Linked DNA regions of Homo sapiens: region 1 is linked to region 2. The links are chromatin contacts, found by Hi-C or POLR2A ChIA-PET in ENCODE. All regions are on one chromosome and are shown on one strand. The core of a region is the stretch at or near the end of the contact, and the rest is flanking DNA. Distances in the headings are between cores, read along the strand shown.

Region 1 (3,847 bases), core at 578-3,077, 150 kb before region 2:
ATTATCTACATGGGAGGCTGAAGCAGGAGGATAGCCCGAGCCCAGGAGGTGAAGACTGCAGTGAGCTGTGATAGCACCACTGCACTCCAGCCTGCGCAACAGAATGAGACCCTGTCTCAAAAAAAATATTTTTCAGTCTCTGCAGTTTTTAGCCACATCCCATGCCTCAAAGCTACCTATACCTCCAATTTCTGAGACTTTTTGGTGTTCTTTAACAAAAAGTAGGCTGCTTTTTTTTCTTTCTTGGTTGTAGAATTAGGTTTGACCTTTGCTTACTCAATTTAGCTTTGCTAAACTAGTTGCCTGTTGTGTATTTGTTTTCCAGTTTTCAAAATTCCAGCTTTTTTGAAATTTTTCATCAGCTCTTGTTTCCTCTCATTCTTTTTGACCTTGTAGATTTATCCTTTTTTCTTAATTTATTCTCACTTAATGGGATTTCAGGAGCATATTGACTAAGTTTTCATTTTTACATGTATACTGGGGAGTATGACATAGACATCTCTGTACTTAGATATTACTGATGTAAGTCTACTTTGAATCAAATGAACAGATGTTTAAAAAGTATTGTTCCCAATTGTTTTAATGATTTCTTCCTGTGAGTTGGGGTGGTGCTGCCCATCACCAACTCAGGACGGTATTTGAAAATACCTGGAAAAATTGTAACAATGTCTGGAAAACACTGCAGATATTTAATTGGCAGAGGTCAGGGATGATTAACATTGCGAAATGTGAGGGACGGTCCTACACAGTGAAAAATTAATTCAATCCCAAATGGCAAGAAGAAGACAGGAGGTGTATTAACCTGGAAAAACTGTGCCAGAAGGACAGGGACATAGAACTGGGGGTGATGCACCATTCTGGAATTGGGATTAAGTAGAAGTGCACAAACTAAATGGCGAGACCTCCCCCAGCTTCTTTCCTCCACTTAGCCTAAAGGAATAGACCTAAAGATTTTGACAGTTGGGGTACATAATGAAACCACCAACTCACTTTCATTGTACAGTAGCCCTTGCTGGTTGCCTAACCCCTGCTATTATAAATAATGCCAAAATAAGCATCACTGTACATGTCTCTTTGTGTACCTGTTATAGGAGTTATCCTAGGATAATATCTATTAATTTTTCAAAATTATAACCCACAATAAGTAATTTTATATCATAACCTTATATACACATACACATGCCATATGTCTTTGTGTGTGGTATATCTACATCTATATATAATAAAAAAGTTTTGCAAAACTACACTTAGTATATAGATGCACACTGATCTTTTTAGCTTGTTAAAAGTTGGTCTCATTACGTCTCATTTAGATACAGAAAATACATATATTAGGTAATACATAGAGGTGAATATATGTAAAATCAGGATTCTAGGCCCAAGGCATATTTATTTTCAACATGAACAAATACTGTAAAATTATTCTACAGAACAATTGTTCCAAGTTGTACCTCCACCAGCAATGAGTAATGACTTCAATTTGTGTTTCCAAACTCATTTACCAATTTAATAGGTAGAAGTGGCATCTGTGACAGACACAGACACTGTATATATACTGACCCCATCTTTATTTCTAAAACTTTAAAAATTCCTGTCTCCACTATGGAAACCTTAAAAGGTCGAAAGTTTATTCCCTAGGAGAGGAATCCAAGTTTCCAGATACCAATCATGGGCCAGTCTTGCAAGGAGGCCTTTGTAAGGATAGCCATCTCAAGCCTGATATGTTAACTCTTTTCTGCATGGTCCACTCCCTTGGCATTTAGCCAAGGTACCTTGACAGCTAAGCCCTTTAGAGGTCCAGAATGTGGCCAGTTAAAACAAATTTCATTGATTATAAAGGTCTATCATAGAAAGCCAGGTGGCTTCCGCCTTCAGTTTCTGCATTTTAGTTTCGTTTTTATCTGGCCTGAAGATAAATTTGGACAGCACATATCTGGTTAAGTTGAATCATCTAGTTCTTCAGGCTTTTCAGAAGTGTCCTGATAATCAGGGTACACATGAAAGGAGTGCATTTCCAGAGGACACTCATAGTACCTGATATGGTTTGGATCTGTGTCTCTACCAAATCTCTTGTTGAATTGTAATCTGTAATGTTGAAGTTGGGCCTGGTGGAAGGTGATTGGATCATGGGGGCGAATTTCTCATGAATGGTTTAGCACCATCCCCTTGCTGTGATAAAGAGTGAGTTTTTGTGAGATCTGGTTGTGTAAAAGTGTGTAGCACCTTCCCCCTTGCTCTTTCTCTTGCTCCTGCTCCCACCATGTGAAGTGTCTGCTCCTCCTTTCCCTTCCGCCATGATTGTAAGTTTCCTGAGGCCTCTCCAGAAGTGGAGCAGATGCGGTCATCATGCTTCCTGTACAGCCTGCAGAACCATGAGCCAGTTTAACCTCTTTTCTTTATAAACTTCTCAGTCTCAGGTATTTATAGCACTGTGAAAATGGACTAATACAGTACTCCTGGAAACAAAGAATTCACAATTGTTAGGATACTCCAAACAGGACATATGCAGACAGTCCTTGACTTAATGATTATTTGAATTACAGTTTTTTGACTTGGTTTACAGGGGTATTAAATGCATTTTTGACTTGTGGTTTTGATTTACAGTGGCTTTATTCAGATATAACCCCATCATAAGTCGAGGAGCATCTGTATTAGTCAGGCAGTCCCCAGTATGAACTCTTACCATTGGGTCTCCTGCCCAAGGGTTTCCAGTCCAATTAATTCAGTTTGGTATTTGGCTTCAAGAATGCCTAAATACAGTCAGTTCCAAACAGATTTGCATGTCCATGTTACGAGTTCATTTGCCTCACATCTATGGATGACAATATTTATGGATGTTCTGTGTGAAAGTGCAGGGAGTGGGCGTGGAGGCTCATACCTGTAATCCCAGCAGTTTGGGAGGCCAGTGCCAGAGGATCGCTTGAGGGCAAGAGTTCAAGACCAGCCTGGGCAACATAGGGAGACCTCTTCTCTACTAAAAATAAAAAAAAATAGGCCAGGCATGGTAGCTCACGCTTGTAATCCCAGCACTTTGGGAGGCCGAGACAGGTGGATCACCTGAGGTCAGGAGTTCGAGGCCAACCTGGCCAACATGGTAAAACCCTGTCTCTACTCAAAATACAAAAATTAGCCCAGCGTGGTGGCAGGTGTTTATAGTCCTAGCTACTCAGGAAGCTGAGGCAGGAGAATCGCTTGAACCTGGGAGGCGGAGGTTGCAGTGAGCAGAGATCGTGCCACTGCATTCCAGCCTGGGCAACAAAAGTGAAACTCTGTGTCAAAAAAAAAAAAAAAAGTTACCCAGGCATGATGATGCGTGTCTGTGGTCCTAGCTACTCAGGAGGCTAAGGTGGGAAGAGTGCTTGAGCCCAGGAGTTCAAGGTTTCAGTGAGCTATGATCACACCACTGTACTCCAGCCTGGGCTACAGAATGAGACCCTGTCTCAAAATAAATAAATAATAAAATAAAGAATTTTTTAAAAAAGGAAAAAGAAAATGCAGAAGCTGGGCCAGCCTCTGCTGTCTCGTAGTCAGGGCTGTTAGGTGTAATCATAGGCTCAGCAGTCGGTTTGAGTTCAAAGTGCTGAAGACATTTAGGAAGGCAGCATGGAGAAGTTTTCCTTCAGGAAGAGAGGAACCCTTCCAAAAACAGTTCTGAAAAACAAATCATTTCCTATGCCTCCCTAGGTGCCAGGTTTTTGTTTTATGTCTTGTTACAAAATGTGTCCCATTTAACAATCTTAACTTTATAGTTTTCCAGCTATCTCTTGTTCTCACCCAGACTTTTTATCCCAAAAGGTTGAGTGCAAGAGGGACAAAAGCATTTTCTTAGAACAATATATTTATATAA
Region 2 (4,096 bases), core at 421-2,920:
GGTATCTAAGCTTCATAACATTCTGGGTACAGATGCTTTCCAAGGCACCTGAGGGACAGCCTTCCAACCTCAGACATGGGATGAGAAACAAGGTCTTCCCAGTGCCGGAGATGGGGCTGGAGGGCAGATACTGGCAGAGCAGAGTGTGGAGCTGCGTCTGCAGGTGCAGTCCTGGGCTTAGGAGGACTGTCATCACCCAAATAGAGCCAGGGGTGCGGGGAAAGGTGGGATAGGGGCAGGGGCTGAGAGCCAGCAGGCAGTCAGGCTGGAGGATGAGACCAAGAAAGGCACTGAGGTTGTGCCCAGGCCCACAGTCAGGCCCACCAAGGCATGAGGACAACAGAGCAGTGGCCGCAGGGCTGAAGGCATGCCCAGCTCCAAGGCTGCTCTGCCAGAGGCAAATCCAGAGACTGGGCTGACCCACTGGTCCACGGGCAGAGCCAGGAAAGACTCCTCCAGTCTCCAGGGGTAAAAATGAAGGCCCATCCTAGTACGAGGCCTGCGAGAGAAGGCTTTGAACTCCCGCTGGCCAAGGATGGCCAGGAGCAGAGGCTGGGAAAGAAGTGGAGTCTCCAAAGTCCTGGGTTGCCCCTCTGGCATCTCCAAACCCAGTGGGTAATTGCCTGATTCTCTACTTTGTACAACTTAATTAAGTTGGCTTTCTCTATTTCCATTATAGGGAAAACAGTGTATCTAGTCTCCATACAAATGATATTTAATAATGTGCTTGCTTCCAGCCTTCCTCTCCAGATGACTTTCTTCCTCTTATACTGGATCGGTTGCTTCCTATTTCTCCAGCTCCAGCAGCACATGAAGGAGGTGTACATGTGTGTGGTGTGGATGGTGTATATGTGAGTTTGAGTGAGGTGTGTGTGGTGTGTGTGCCTGTGTGTCTGTGTAATATGTGTAAGTGTGTGAGTGTGCATGTGTATGTGGTGTATGTGGTATGAGTAGTGTGTGTAAATGTGTGGTGTGTGTATGACTGTGTGTGTATGTGCTATGAGTGGTGTGTGTAAATGTGTGGTGTGTGTGTGACTGTGTGTGTGTATGTGGCGTAAGGGGTGTGTGTGGTGCGAATGGCATGAGGGGGTGTGGAGTGTGTGTGACTGTGTGTTGTGTGTGTAAATGTGTGACTGTATGTGTAATTGGGAGCGACTGGGAGGAGACAGGGAGAGAGAAGAGGAAATGGTTTCAAGCTAGAAAATGGCTTTCGGTTTTTGAAAGAGTGGAAGAGAGAATAGGAAGAGGCCGTGGAAGTCACAACTGTCTGAAGACTTCAAGAGCTCAGAACATGGGCTCAAGAGGCCAAAATTCTATGGGACAAAAGCTGTTGTCAGTGAAATGTGTTTTCCTTTTTTCCCTCAACTCCTTTTCTGAAATGGGCTTTTTCCCATATATCTTTTAACCCTTGGGCATGAGGTTAAGTCTGGAAAACATAACTAATGCTTTGCCCCTGTATAATATCTCTTCTTTTAAGCCGTTACTTGCTTTGAGATAAACAGCAAAACCTCAGAGATGAGAGCTTCCTTGGAGACCAATAACTTTTATCTCTTGTAATAAACGTTAAGGCCATTTAAAATTTTTAAGTAAAAAACTCAAACATTTCTGGGAAACCAGCACGCCCTCCTGTCGCCCTTCCCCCACCGTCTCGGCTCCCAGATTCCCGCCTCTGTCTGGCTTCCAGCCCCGCCCCGTTCTGAGTGTGATCTGTGCTGTCAGTGCAGGAACTGGGACACCCCACTGCTGGCCCGGGCAGTGAACAGGGTACCCACACCAGCTAAGGAAGCCTCCTCCATGCTTTGGCAGGTGAGGCAATGTCCAAACGTGGACAGCAGGCAGCCCGTCTTCTCCAGCCTCAGGAGCTAGCTATTCCTCCCAGCATGTAAATCCCCAGGGTCGCTACACCGTACTGGTGCTGAGTCTCACCGACGGTCACGTGTTCTTGCTCACTTTGACCACCAGGGGGCGCAGAACCAAACCTAGGCTCCAGACGCGTGCATAGGACTTGATGCATTTTGTACACTAATCTAACCATTATCTTTATTTTCTAGCCCATTTTTCCTTTCATCAGATTTCTCCATTAATTGATCTTATCTTCGTATATTATGGATATTTTTATAAGCCACCTCAAGTCTTATTTGGAATCAGATGGGGAATAAATCAATTGGTAAATAAATCTTCCCGTGAAAGAATGATCAACACTGCTTGGGAAGAAATGCCAACCTTCCCCAAAAAAGAATCGTTTGCTGGCCGGGCGCGGTTGCTCACATCTGTAATCCCAGCACTTTGGGAGGCCGAGGCAGGCGGATCACCTGAGGTCAGGATTTCTTAGACCAGCCTGGCCAACATGGTGAAACCCCATCTCTACTAAAAATACAAAAATTAGCCGGGCGTGGTGGTATGCACCTATAATCCCAGGTACTCGGGAGGCTGAGGCAGGAGAATCGCTTGAACCTGGGAGGCGGAGGTTGCAGTGAGCCGAGATCGTGCCATTGCACTCCAGCCTGGGCGACAAGAGCGAGAGACTTCGTCTCCAAAAAAAAAAAGAAAGAATTGTTTGCTGACAATCTCCTGAATCATACTGAGACGGTTCTGGGTTTTCATAAGAGGACCCAAACACTCTCGGAGTTACTATCTGTGAGCTTCAGAGAGACCACACCTCCGGGAGGCAAGAGGTTTGGCTTGACCCGCCTGACTCCTGGAGGATGCCGGGTCCCTGGGGAGGAGCCCTGCGACCTTTGGGGAGCTAAGCCCTGAGTTGGAATGCAGGGAAACTGGTGGAAATTCGAGTTCTATTCAGGTTTAGAAAAATCTAGGAGCTTCAGGTACCTGCTGAGAGCTGGCACGATCCTGGGGTTTCTGTGGGCAGCACAGAAAGGAATTGGCTGCAAGAAAGGGAGCCACCCTGGGTTCTGTGGTCTAGGGTGGCACCAACGACAGAAAATGGGCAGATGTGGCGAAGCCTTGTGAGTGGAAGCCACCACAATGAGGCGCTGGGGAACCCGGAACGCGGGACCAGGAACCAAGCCGCAGTTAAATCAGGAGAGCCCTCTCAGCCCCTGACTCTGCGGTGCTGGGAAAGCCCTCATGAGCTGAGATGCATCTCAAGCTGTGGAAATGAGGGAGAACCTCGCTCAGAGATGGGTTCTGCTTCCAGTGGGACTTCAAGAAGAAATAAAATACATTTTACAAGAATAAAGAAATATAAACTTCTTGCACACGACTTTGTGAACTAGACGTGGAATCCACTCTCCATAACGAAATGTGTTTGCACCTGAGAGGGGTCCCAGCAACAGTCAGGTTAACTGTTCCTGAAGTGCAGCCCAGACTCGGGAGTGCGCTCCCCAAGGTGCCCTCATCAGAGGCAAGTGTGCCAGCAGGAAGTCGCCCAGATGCCCAGATCCCCTAATCTGCTCAAAGGGTGTGATACCATCTCATAAGTTTACTACTTCATTACAAACAAAATTCCGCCAAGAGAATGTTTCACAAGTAATTTCTATCTGTATTGTTCCACAGGAAGAGTTTCCACAATAAAATGAATGAATTTAATAACGCGACAAAAATATATTTCAGAGGTGAACTAGAACAGGTGCTGTCAAGGTTTACTTACAAAGAATCCCAGGAGAATGTAATCTGCAGGCACCTGACGGGGGAGATTCCCACAGCAATCAAGTATAATAAGTATGGCAAAAAATGCTGAGCTGGAGGATAATTTAAAACCACGTGTTATTTGCTTTCACAGACTATATCATAGCGTATATTATACAGAGATAAATAGATGTAGATATAGATCATAGTAATACTTACCATGATCTTACTTATCTCATAGTATTATAAACAAAAATGTTAATTATTATTTTTGCCTTTTCTTAGTTTTGTTTTTTTTTTTTTTTTTGAGACAAAGTCTCGCTCTTGTCGCCCAGACTGGAGTGCAATGGCGCGATCTCGTCTCACTGCAACCTCCACCTCCCGGGTTCAAGCGAGTCTCCTGCCTCAGCCTCCCGAGTAGCTGGGATTACAGGTGCCTGCCACCACGCCCGGCTAATTTTTGTATTTTTAGTAGAGATGGGGTTTCACCATGTTGGCCAGGCTGGTC

The links. Hi-C counts contacts between places; a loop is a spot of excess contacts on that map. ChIA-PET counts read pairs that join two places held with the same protein, here RNA polymerase II (POLR2A). Pooled maps may share reads with other maps.
Region 1: a pooled map shows a loop between it and region 2 (2.1-fold over the local background). The contact joins two enhancer-like sites. A Hi-C loop is called at or near these places in 1 of 50 pooled maps. POLR2A ChIA-PET finds 5 or more read pairs at or near these places in 3 of 52 experiments (A549, OCI-LY7 and activated T-cell).

What each region holds. Positions count from the first base shown.
Region 1 is chr7:92,274,809-92,278,655 of GRCh38, forward strand. The region is part of intron 1 of ANKIB1 (ankyrin repeat and IBR domain containing 1); the gene reads left to right. Among named protein-coding and RNA genes, the nearest start is that of ANKIB1, 31 kb to the left of the region's middle. Within about 2 kb of position 1,828, at least 2 of the 41 ENCODE cell types and tissues checked have a DNase peak (open chromatin) inside an H3K27ac peak, as active enhancers do.
Region 2 is chr7:92,422,806-92,426,901 of GRCh38, forward strand. It overlaps the pseudogene TMBIM7P. Among named protein-coding and RNA genes, the nearest start is that of GATAD1, 23 kb to the right of the region's middle. RefSeq lists an enhancer at 164-664 and a silencer at 1,922-2,041. Within about 2 kb of position 1,671, at least 13 of the 41 ENCODE cell types and tissues checked have a DNase peak (open chromatin) inside an H3K27ac peak, as active enhancers do.